Linked DNA regions of Homo sapiens: regions 2 and 3 are each linked to region 1. The links are chromatin contacts, found by Hi-C or POLR2A ChIA-PET in ENCODE. All regions are on one chromosome and are shown on one strand. The core of a region is the stretch at or near the end of the contact, and the rest is flanking DNA. Distances in the headings are between cores, read along the strand shown. Region 1 holds the start of PTAR1 (protein prenyltransferase alpha subunit repeat containing 1). Region 2 holds the start of LINC01506 (long intergenic non-protein coding RNA 1506). Region 3 overlaps TMEM252-DT (TMEM252 divergent transcript).

Region 1 (2,763 bases), core at 172-2,671:
TTTTTGAGACAGAGTCTCGCTCTGTCGCCCAGGCCGGACTGCGGACTGCAGTGGCGCAATCTCGGCTCACTGCAAGCTCCGCTTCCCGGGTTCACGCCATTCTCCTGCCTCAGCCTCCCGAGTAGCTGGGACTACAGGCGCCCGCCACCGCGCCCAGCTAATTTTTTGTATTTTTAGTAGAGACGGGGTTTCACCTTGTTAGCCAGGATGGTCTCGATCTCCTGACCTCATGATCCACCCGCCTCGGCCTCCCAAGGTGCTGGGATTACAGGCGTGAGCCACCGCGCCCGGCCTTTTTTTAAAGACGGAGTCTCGCTCTGTCGCCCAGGCTGGAGTGCAGTGGGGAGTAGCTGGGATTACAGGCGCCCGCCACCACGCCCGGCTTTTTTTTTTTTTTTTTTTTTTTTGTATTTTTAGTAGAGACGGGGTTTCACCGTGTTAGCCAGGATGGTCTCGATCTCCTGACCTTGTGATCCGCCCGCCTTGGCCCCCCAAAGTGCTGGGATTACAGGCGTGAGCCACCGCACCTGGCCAGATTTCAAGGGTGGAAGAATAAAACTGAACCAAGGGCAGCCAGATTTTTCTACCAGAGGTGCAAAAGAAAACCTGATACACAAAAATTTTAGTTATGGCATTTCAAAATCCTAAATAAACTAGAAAGCTCGTTTTTCCTACAAAAATTTATTTTTGCTATTATGAACAAACCCTGTCAGAGCCTTGATCCTTTTTTTTAAATTCCAAAATTGACGCAAAGGCTACCAAATGCAGTACAAAATGAAGTCGAAAAATCTAAAAACGATTTCACTTCTACTTCCTACATACAGATGGCAAATAACTTTTCCTTCACTTTCCTTTCTCTTCCTTTAATAAATTTAAGAATTTTAATTAATGTTTTTTAAAAAGGCTGCTTTCAAGTTCAGAGACAAAAATTGGCACAGTTAGAAAGGAGGTCACCAACACGGTCAAATAGGGACTCGCTCCGCCGCAATGCCTCTGGACCTCTTCATCTCTCAGGCTGGGAAAATAAAGCAGACAAGCTCTGAAAAACGCCCGGGACTAACTGTTAAGAGGCCCTGCATCCTCAGTTGAACATTCCTTCAGGAATGCCCGGGGACCTTGCTGGGGGGGTTCAGGAAGGTGTCTGACTCTCTGGGAGTGTGTCTTGAGGTTTCGCCTAAAACTTAAAATAAGAAAATCGGAGGCCTGAGAGAACTTTGCAAACAAATGTCCAGCATCTTCTCTGACGCTTAGAAAGTCCGTTACCCGCGCGGAGGCGAACTTCTCCACTCACTGGAAGGCCACCAACCCTAGCTAACGCCACGCCCAGGCCGCCAACTGGCTGACCCGGAAGTGCTCGGCGGCGGCCGCGGCGGCGGGGACGCGGCCTAGCCGAAGCACCCGCGCGCGCGCGCGCGCGCTCGTTCTCCGCGGAACTCCCGCCGGCGGCCCGGCTCACGCGGAGGCGCGCCCGAACTGTCGCGGCCGCCGCCAACATGGCCGAGACCAGCGAGGAGGTGGCGGTGCTGGTGCAGCGGGTTGTGAAGGACATCACTAACGCCTTCAGGAGGAACCCACACATGTGAGTCGCGCGCCTCCGCCGCCTCCGAGGGTCGTCGGGAGCGGGCGGGGGCGGGGCCAAGCGTCCACCCGACCTCGGGCGGCGGGCGGACAGCGGGTCCTGGCCCACGAGCCCTTCTAGGGAGGAGGCAGAGCCGTGTCGGGCGGGACCGTTGTCGGCCGCCGCTGGCCCGGCTTTCCGCTACCGGGACGCGCTCGCGGTCGAGTCCCTAGAAGTGACCTCAAAAAATCAAAACGGAACTACTTTCTCTGTCCCTCCCCACCTTTTCATAGGAGTTCACGAAACTCCAGAGACGTCCCCCGTAGGTCGACATCCTTCCTGTGTTTAAGGTACTCGGGCGCACACAACGATGTGGGTCCGTGTATGCCTTGTAAACACAACTCTTGAGATTCATCCCGGACGTTGGCAAGAGGGGGTAACCGATCCTCTTACTTTTAATGAGCCTCAAACCCCTCAGTTTACTAACTAAAGGTGGTTTGAGGCTGCTTTTGACTTTAGCCTTACTTGCCACAAAATTGTAAAGTGACTCCGATAATACATTGTGTTTTGAAAGGTGAACAGAACATTCTCAAGAGAAGCTTCTGTGGGCGCAGTGTGGAGTCTGGGATAAAGCAAATGAAACCTTGATACTTTTTAGCATAAGCGGATTCATAGTTACAAGGAGCATGTTAACTCATTTTTATCCCAACACTGCTGCCCTCTTTAACGGGACACTGCAGAACTGACATATGTATCTCTTCCATTTTACTTGAAGTACTGTGGGAAGATACCGCAAGAGTCTACTTTTTGTAACACTTTGCTTTTATGTAACAAGTGAAAAGAAAGCTATTGAGAGAGAGAGAGAGATCTACATTATACAAAGGTGTAGGGAAGAAGCAACAATGTACCTCCTTTCCCATACCTCTTCCTCCTCAAAGAAAAGAAACATGGCATCCAGTTCTGCATTACTTTCATTTTAGCTAGTTGTTTTTGGAGTTTATTTTTTTTTTTTTTAGTTTATTATTTTTTATTATTATTTAATTTATTTTTATTTTATTCTTTAGACTGGAGCTCATGATTTTTTTTTTTAAGTATTCTAACCGGTTCAGCTTTTCTGCCTAAAAAAGTTGCCAAACGTGTATCTTACCAAAGTGTTCTTTTCCTCCAAGGTGATGATTGTAAAACAGTTAAGAAGCCGTTGGATG
Region 2 (2,763 bases), core at 264-2,763, 1.2 Mb after region 1:
GAAGGTCTAAAATTGAGGATAGAGGAGGAACATTGAAAAAAACCCTTCAGCAAGCCATCCCTCACCCCAAGCACCAGTTAATACCAGAGGAATTTGAAGCCAGTAGTGCACTGAAGGGAACCATAATAACAACAAAACCCAAACTCAGCCCAAATCTTGACTAGATTTGCTCAACTCCCTACACCGAGAGGTGAGCAATGGCAGAGTTGTGCCCATGTTCAGGCATGGCATATCTACTGTTTATCTCAGTCTCTACTATCCTACACACAGTACCTAGCAGTCAATAAAAAATTACAAGGAAAAAAAAGTAAGAGAAAAAAAGGTCTTGGACCCAGTGGTTTTATGAGGGAGTTCTACTAAATCTTTGAGCAACACATATTTTGCTATCACTTAAGTTATTCAAGAGTATTAAAACTAGGAAGTGGAGAAAAGGGAAACAGAATATTACAGAGAATTTCATAAAGTGGGCACAGAAACTGCTTCCTATTTACAAGTCCCTGCCCATCATGCCAGGTGGTGTCAATGCAGGCAGTCAGATTCTGCCCTGGCTTGAGGCTTCTGCTCTGATCCAAAGTGGCCATGGAAGTGTGGTCTTTTCAGTTTTCCAAGGATCCCCAAAGAAATTAAATTTGTTCTGGCTTATTTGTGGATTAAATTGACCTCCCTCTAGAACAAAATTTATCTTTCTGTTTGGCCAATAGACAGGACCAAATTTCCTCACCACAACTTTATTTACAGAAACAGGCTGCTGCCCCATGAGCCATATTCTGCCAATTAGATTTTTTAAAACATTGCTGGAAAATATGATTTTTCTTGATTACTAAGTTCCACCCTCCCCACCCCCTATAACCCCCAACAAATTTTGCACTTTAGGCAACTGCCCCATAGTTCCACCTAGTCCTGGTCTCCACAGAGTCCCCTGGCCCAGAGACCCACTAGGTTCCACCCAGGGTGAGTGGGGCCTCACGTGCTGCTCTCACATCAGCTTACCTTACTGTGCCATGCACTTTGTGAGAAGCTGTTCTTTGCCAACCAAAAAAAAGCCTTCATATAAATCTTCTCCTGAGTGGGGGAAGAGGAGGGAGGGTGGACAGTTTCAAAAGCAAAGAAAACAAGAATGGAAAAGAGGAGGAAGTGGCCAGTGCTCAGTGAACCCTCAAGTGTGAAAGGCTAATCCAGAAATCACTCAGTAATCACCACCGTGAAATCAGGCAGGGCTGACATCTCTTGCTACGCCTATGCGCCCCTTCCCTGCCTCCCACAAAGCCTCACTTCCTAAACCAAAGTGACCTTCTGAAATCTGGCCAGTCTGCCTCAGCTCTTGGCCCCATGTCCCTCCTATGCAACAGCTTCTACACACCATTAGTTTCCTTCCAAAGTCCCCACTGACTTCTCATTCACAGCAATGCTCTTCCTGTTTTCGAAACAAGGGTATTGGCCCATGTGCCTGGTAAACAGAAACTAGAGTGCATAGGGCTGTGAGAAGTTCTAAGGCATTTGTGTATTGCACCGGAGACTGAAAGAAGGGTGAGGTTTTGGGGGCTCTGATGTGCAAGGTAAGGCACTCAGTGTTCAGAACAATCCTCATGGATCTGTCATGCTCAAAGGAACAGTGTTGAAAGAGTGATTATGGTTTAAGATAATTTGGCTGTCAACCAAATAACATGTTGTTGCTTACTGCTATGTCAGACACTTCTGCTGATTGGTGAATTTTTTTTTTAATTTATTTTTATTTTTTTATTTTTCGAGATGGAGTCTCTCTTAGTCGCCCAGGCTAGAGTGCAGTAGTGCGATCTTGGCTCACTGCAAGCTCCGCCTCCCGGGTTCAAGCCATTCTCCTGCCTCAGCCTGCTGAGTAGCTGGGACTACAGGTGCCCACCACCACGCCCGGCTAATGTTTTTTGTATTTTTAGTAGAGATGGGGTTTCACCATGTTAGCCAGGGTGGTCTCTATCTCCTGACCTCGTGATCTGCCCATCTCGGCCTCCCAAAGTGCTGGGATTACAGGCATGAGCCACCGCACCCGGCCTGATGGGTGAATTTTTAAGAGGAAGAATAATAAGCAAATAGACTAGTTTAAAAGCAAGGTATCATTTCCTTGGTGGATCTCTTGAGAAGGAGATGGAAACAGTGATGGGGGACTTTGGCTTGGCCTCCACTGAGTCCCAGAACTTTTCTCTCTAGAGGTGTGAACCATACCCCTCCAGCGTATCCATTTTCCCATCAGTTTCATACTGTCTGTGAACTTTGGTGAATCATCAGTCTCTCTCTTCTGCAGTGTTGCCACCTTTAAATGGCCCCTTACTCTCATAATCAGTGCTGAGTAGTGGCAAGGGGGAGAAAATGGAAAAGTTGGCATGGGAGAGAAGGCAGATCCAGAAGATAGGATACAGCTCAGGTAAAGGGCCAAAGGTCTCCTGAAATGACTCTTCAAGGCAACTTCTTAGTGTTTGACTGCCTCTTTCTTACATTCTTTTTATTTTGCCCCAGCCCTGAGAATGTGGCCTGATTTTCTCTTCTGTTATTACAACTGCTCTTCTGCTTGAGTTTCTTCTACACCTTCAAGATGGCTGAAGAACAAGACGCTTTCTCTCCATGTCTATGCTGTTTCACTGTGAGTAAAGCAAGTGTACATCTGCTTTCATTTCTTTTTTTCAAAAATGTTATTACTACTAGTGAGTGTGGGGAAAGAGGGCATACTGCAACATAAATAGGAGGGAAACTGCAAGTAATAAAAATTGTTTAAAATTACAAGTAATTGGT
Region 3 (2,763 bases), core at 187-2,686, 1.2 Mb after region 1:
TTAAAAACAGAATCACCTTCATTCAGAGTGTTTAATTCAAATATGTAGGACTATTTGGTAGAAATTTTGTAAGTTTGCCTACATGAAGTGATAATGTTCAAATAATCCTTTTTTTTTTTTGAGATAGAGTCTCACTCTGTCGCCCAGGCTAGAGTACAGTGGTGCAATCTCAGCTCACCGCAACCTCCACCTCCTGGATTCAAGCGATTCTCCTGCGTTAGCCTCCCTAGTAGCTGGGATTACAGGCACCCACCACCACGCTTCGCTATTTTTTTTTTTTGTATTTTTAGTAGAGATGGAGTTTCACCATGTTGGTCAGGCTGGTCTCAAACTCCTGACCTCAGGTAATCCACCTGCCTCGGCCTCCCAAATTGCTGGGATTACAGGTATGAGCCACCGTGCCCAGTCAATACTTTTCTTTCTTATGTCTCTGTTAAAGGACCTTCAACATAGATGGTAATGTAGTAGAAATATATGTGAATACAAGGGATGATCGCATATCACTCCATTTATCCAGTCTAGACAATCAACTATTGGCAAACATTATTACAGAAATTATACCCTAAAATAATATCCTGGTATACAGACATTGTTATGAAAATCTTGTGTGTTTTGAAGTCTTAAAAACAAACAAGGAAACAAAAAGTAGTACATTCTGATTCTCAACTATGGGCCCAGGGTTGAGAATGGAATAAAGGCACTCTGGAAGGCTGAGATGCTGCAGTGTGTGATGTTCCAGAAGGGAGCCCGGGCCATTTCCTTTCTGCCATATTTGAATCCAGAAGGTCTGTATGCTTCATGTGTCCTTGCAGTGGACAGGTGCACATTGAATTAAAAGGATTAAGACCAGAACTCATCTAACCCTTGTCACACTCTTTAAAGGAAGCATAAATAGAAGCCCTGACCACAAACTTGAGCTGGTTTCTATGGTTTGAAAATGTACAGTTAATCCAGACTATTATTATTTCTGAGCTTCAACCACTAGTAGTAATATGCTATCACCAAGGGAAGTTTGACCTTTTTATAGCCCAACCTATAAGTGTGAAATAAAAGGAACTGAAAATGAACTCAACCCATTAACCACTTATTAGGCCCTATGGTTTGCCTTGCTCTGCGTTTGGGGAGAGTGTTATGGGGTCAGGGGCAGGGGATTAAAAACATGTGATGGAATCTCTGGTCCTAAGAAAATGAGTGTAAACATCTGTGGTAAAAAGGATGGATTAGTAGCGAATTAGAGCCATTCTGTGTGCTAAAAGTTTGAGGAACTTTCTAGAAAGAAATTTTGTACATATTCCAAAATATTGAACTGAGTAGGAAAGCCGCAAGCATTTGAGTCAATTCTCACCTTCTGATTTCTAAATGTGGATGAAGTCACCGCCTCTGACCTTGGGGAATATTTCCTGTTGCCAACAAAGCCTGCTTGGTGAAGCCTGCAGCAACGAGCCCTTTAGAGGCCCTGTGCAGACTCACCTCATTGCACCAACCAAAGGATCAAAGGACCCAAAGAGAAACTTCCTTGGAGTGGGCTCAGAGCTTCGCTCCTCCCCGTCCATCATCCCCTAGCACCATGGTCTAATTAATGTCCTTACAACAGACCCATCCTGTGACAGCTCCTCCTCCCTGGGAGTAGCCTGTCCTGTAAAGTGGACTCCAACCCCTGTCTAGCCAAAGTCTTCTACAGAAAGAATATAGTTGCAGGTGGAAACTCGGTGGGGGAGGAGTCACGATTTTAGGTAGATTACCTGCAGGTTTCTGCTGACTCCCTTAACCACCCTCTACCACCACTCAATCAGTATTCTTCTTTATGAGAGAAAAACAATTGGCTGTGCATACATTGTTCTCCGCAGACCCAGGGCTGCATAATAAAATACCTACAAGAGTCATACAAGAAACAGAAATTGCAAAAGCCTGATGACTATCAGACCTCCTGTAAAGGCATTCAACATCAGGGTTTGTTTGCCTTTTTTAAATTGCATTTGTTTGTTTGTTTGCTTGCTTTAACAGTGTGCTGGTCAAACAAAATACATCTCCAGTCTAAATGCTAACCACAGGCCACCAGTGTGTAACCTCTGAGGTAGACCATCCTTTCTCTTCAGTGAACAGGAATAATGACAAAAAAGAAAGAAGCTGTTTTACCATCTTTGTTTATGCTGATGGTTCTCTCTCAAAGGAAACCAGACATTTTGTCCAACTGTGTGTGTAACAGCACAATTAGAAAAGAAACGTTTCAAAACACAAGGTTTCTTCCTGCTGCTAATGCCAAAAACAAGGATCCAAAGAATCTAAAAATAACATCGATTTTTGAAAATATGTTTATTTGGTACTTCTTGATGATAGTCTCAGCCCCAATGAGAACAGTTGAAAAAGAAAGTCCCAAATGCCTCCACTGGTTTGCTGCAGAGCCCGAAAGCTGTTGGCATTCGCAGTTATTATTTTTAAATTTCTAAAAGCAGTATTAATTAAATAATCAGATATTGAATGCCTATGAGTTACTAGCTATGGGCATTTTACCCAGGATGTCTCTTGCCTGCAGGAATAGAACACTGACTGGTTGACTTAGTAGCAAGGGGTTGCTTACTTGATTGACCAACTGGCAACCTCCATTGTCTAGCAAAGACAGAGGTCTACGGGAAATGGGAGGTGAGTTTCATTGTCTGACAGTCTTCCATTAGGAGCAGCTCCATCTCCACTGTCTTTTTTTGACGGCACCTTCTGTTGGCAGGTGTGAAATCTTCACTTCTGACACTCTTAAAAAATAGAAGA

Evidence for each region. A loop is a pair of places that touch in the nucleus more often than their neighbours do. ChIA-PET counts read pairs that join two places held with the same protein, here RNA polymerase II (POLR2A). Pooled maps may share reads with other maps.
Region 2: a loop to region 1 is called in a pooled map, with 6 times the contacts of the local background. The contact joins the promoter of LINC01506 here to the promoter of PTAR1 in region 1. A Hi-C loop is called at or near these places in 1 of 37 single-sample maps with no recorded cell type and 2 of 50 pooled maps. POLR2A ChIA-PET finds 5 or more read pairs at or near these places in 2 of 52 experiments (OCI-LY7 and WTC11).
Region 3: a map of B cell shows a loop between it and region 1 (18-fold over the local background). The contact joins the enhancer-like site here to the promoter of PTAR1 in region 1. A Hi-C loop is called at or near these places in 1 of 168 maps with a recorded cell type or tissue (B cell). POLR2A ChIA-PET finds 5 or more read pairs at or near these places in 1 of 52 experiments (activated naive CD4-positive, alpha-beta T cell).

What each region holds. Positions count from the first base shown.
Region 1 is chr9:69,758,669-69,761,431 of GRCh38, reverse strand. It overlaps PTAR1 (protein prenyltransferase alpha subunit repeat containing 1), which reads left to right and starts at 1,421. Exons shown (of 8, transcript NM_001099666.2): 1 at 1,421-1,579. The coding sequence starts at 1,494. It overlaps LOC105376076 (a long non-coding RNA gene), which reads right to left and starts at 1,337. Exons shown (of 4, transcript XR_929910.3): 1 at 959-1,337. RefSeq lists enhancers at 1-399, 1,874-1,923 and a silencer at 1,264-1,733.
Region 2 is chr9:68,545,352-68,548,114 of GRCh38, reverse strand. It overlaps LINC01506 (long intergenic non-protein coding RNA 1506), which reads left to right and starts at 1,513. Exons shown (of 4, transcript NR_109769.1): 1 at 1,513-1,556; 2 at 2,279-2,398; 3 at 2,491-2,614. All of the region lies in intron 2 of TMEM252-DT (TMEM252 divergent transcript), which reads right to left.
Region 3 is chr9:68,576,609-68,579,371 of GRCh38, reverse strand. The region is part of intron 2 of TMEM252-DT (TMEM252 divergent transcript); the gene reads right to left. Among named protein-coding and RNA genes, the nearest start is that of LINC01506, 31 kb to the right of the region's middle. Within about 2 kb of position 1,436, at least 2 of the 41 ENCODE cell types and tissues checked have a DNase peak (open chromatin) inside an H3K27ac peak, as active enhancers do.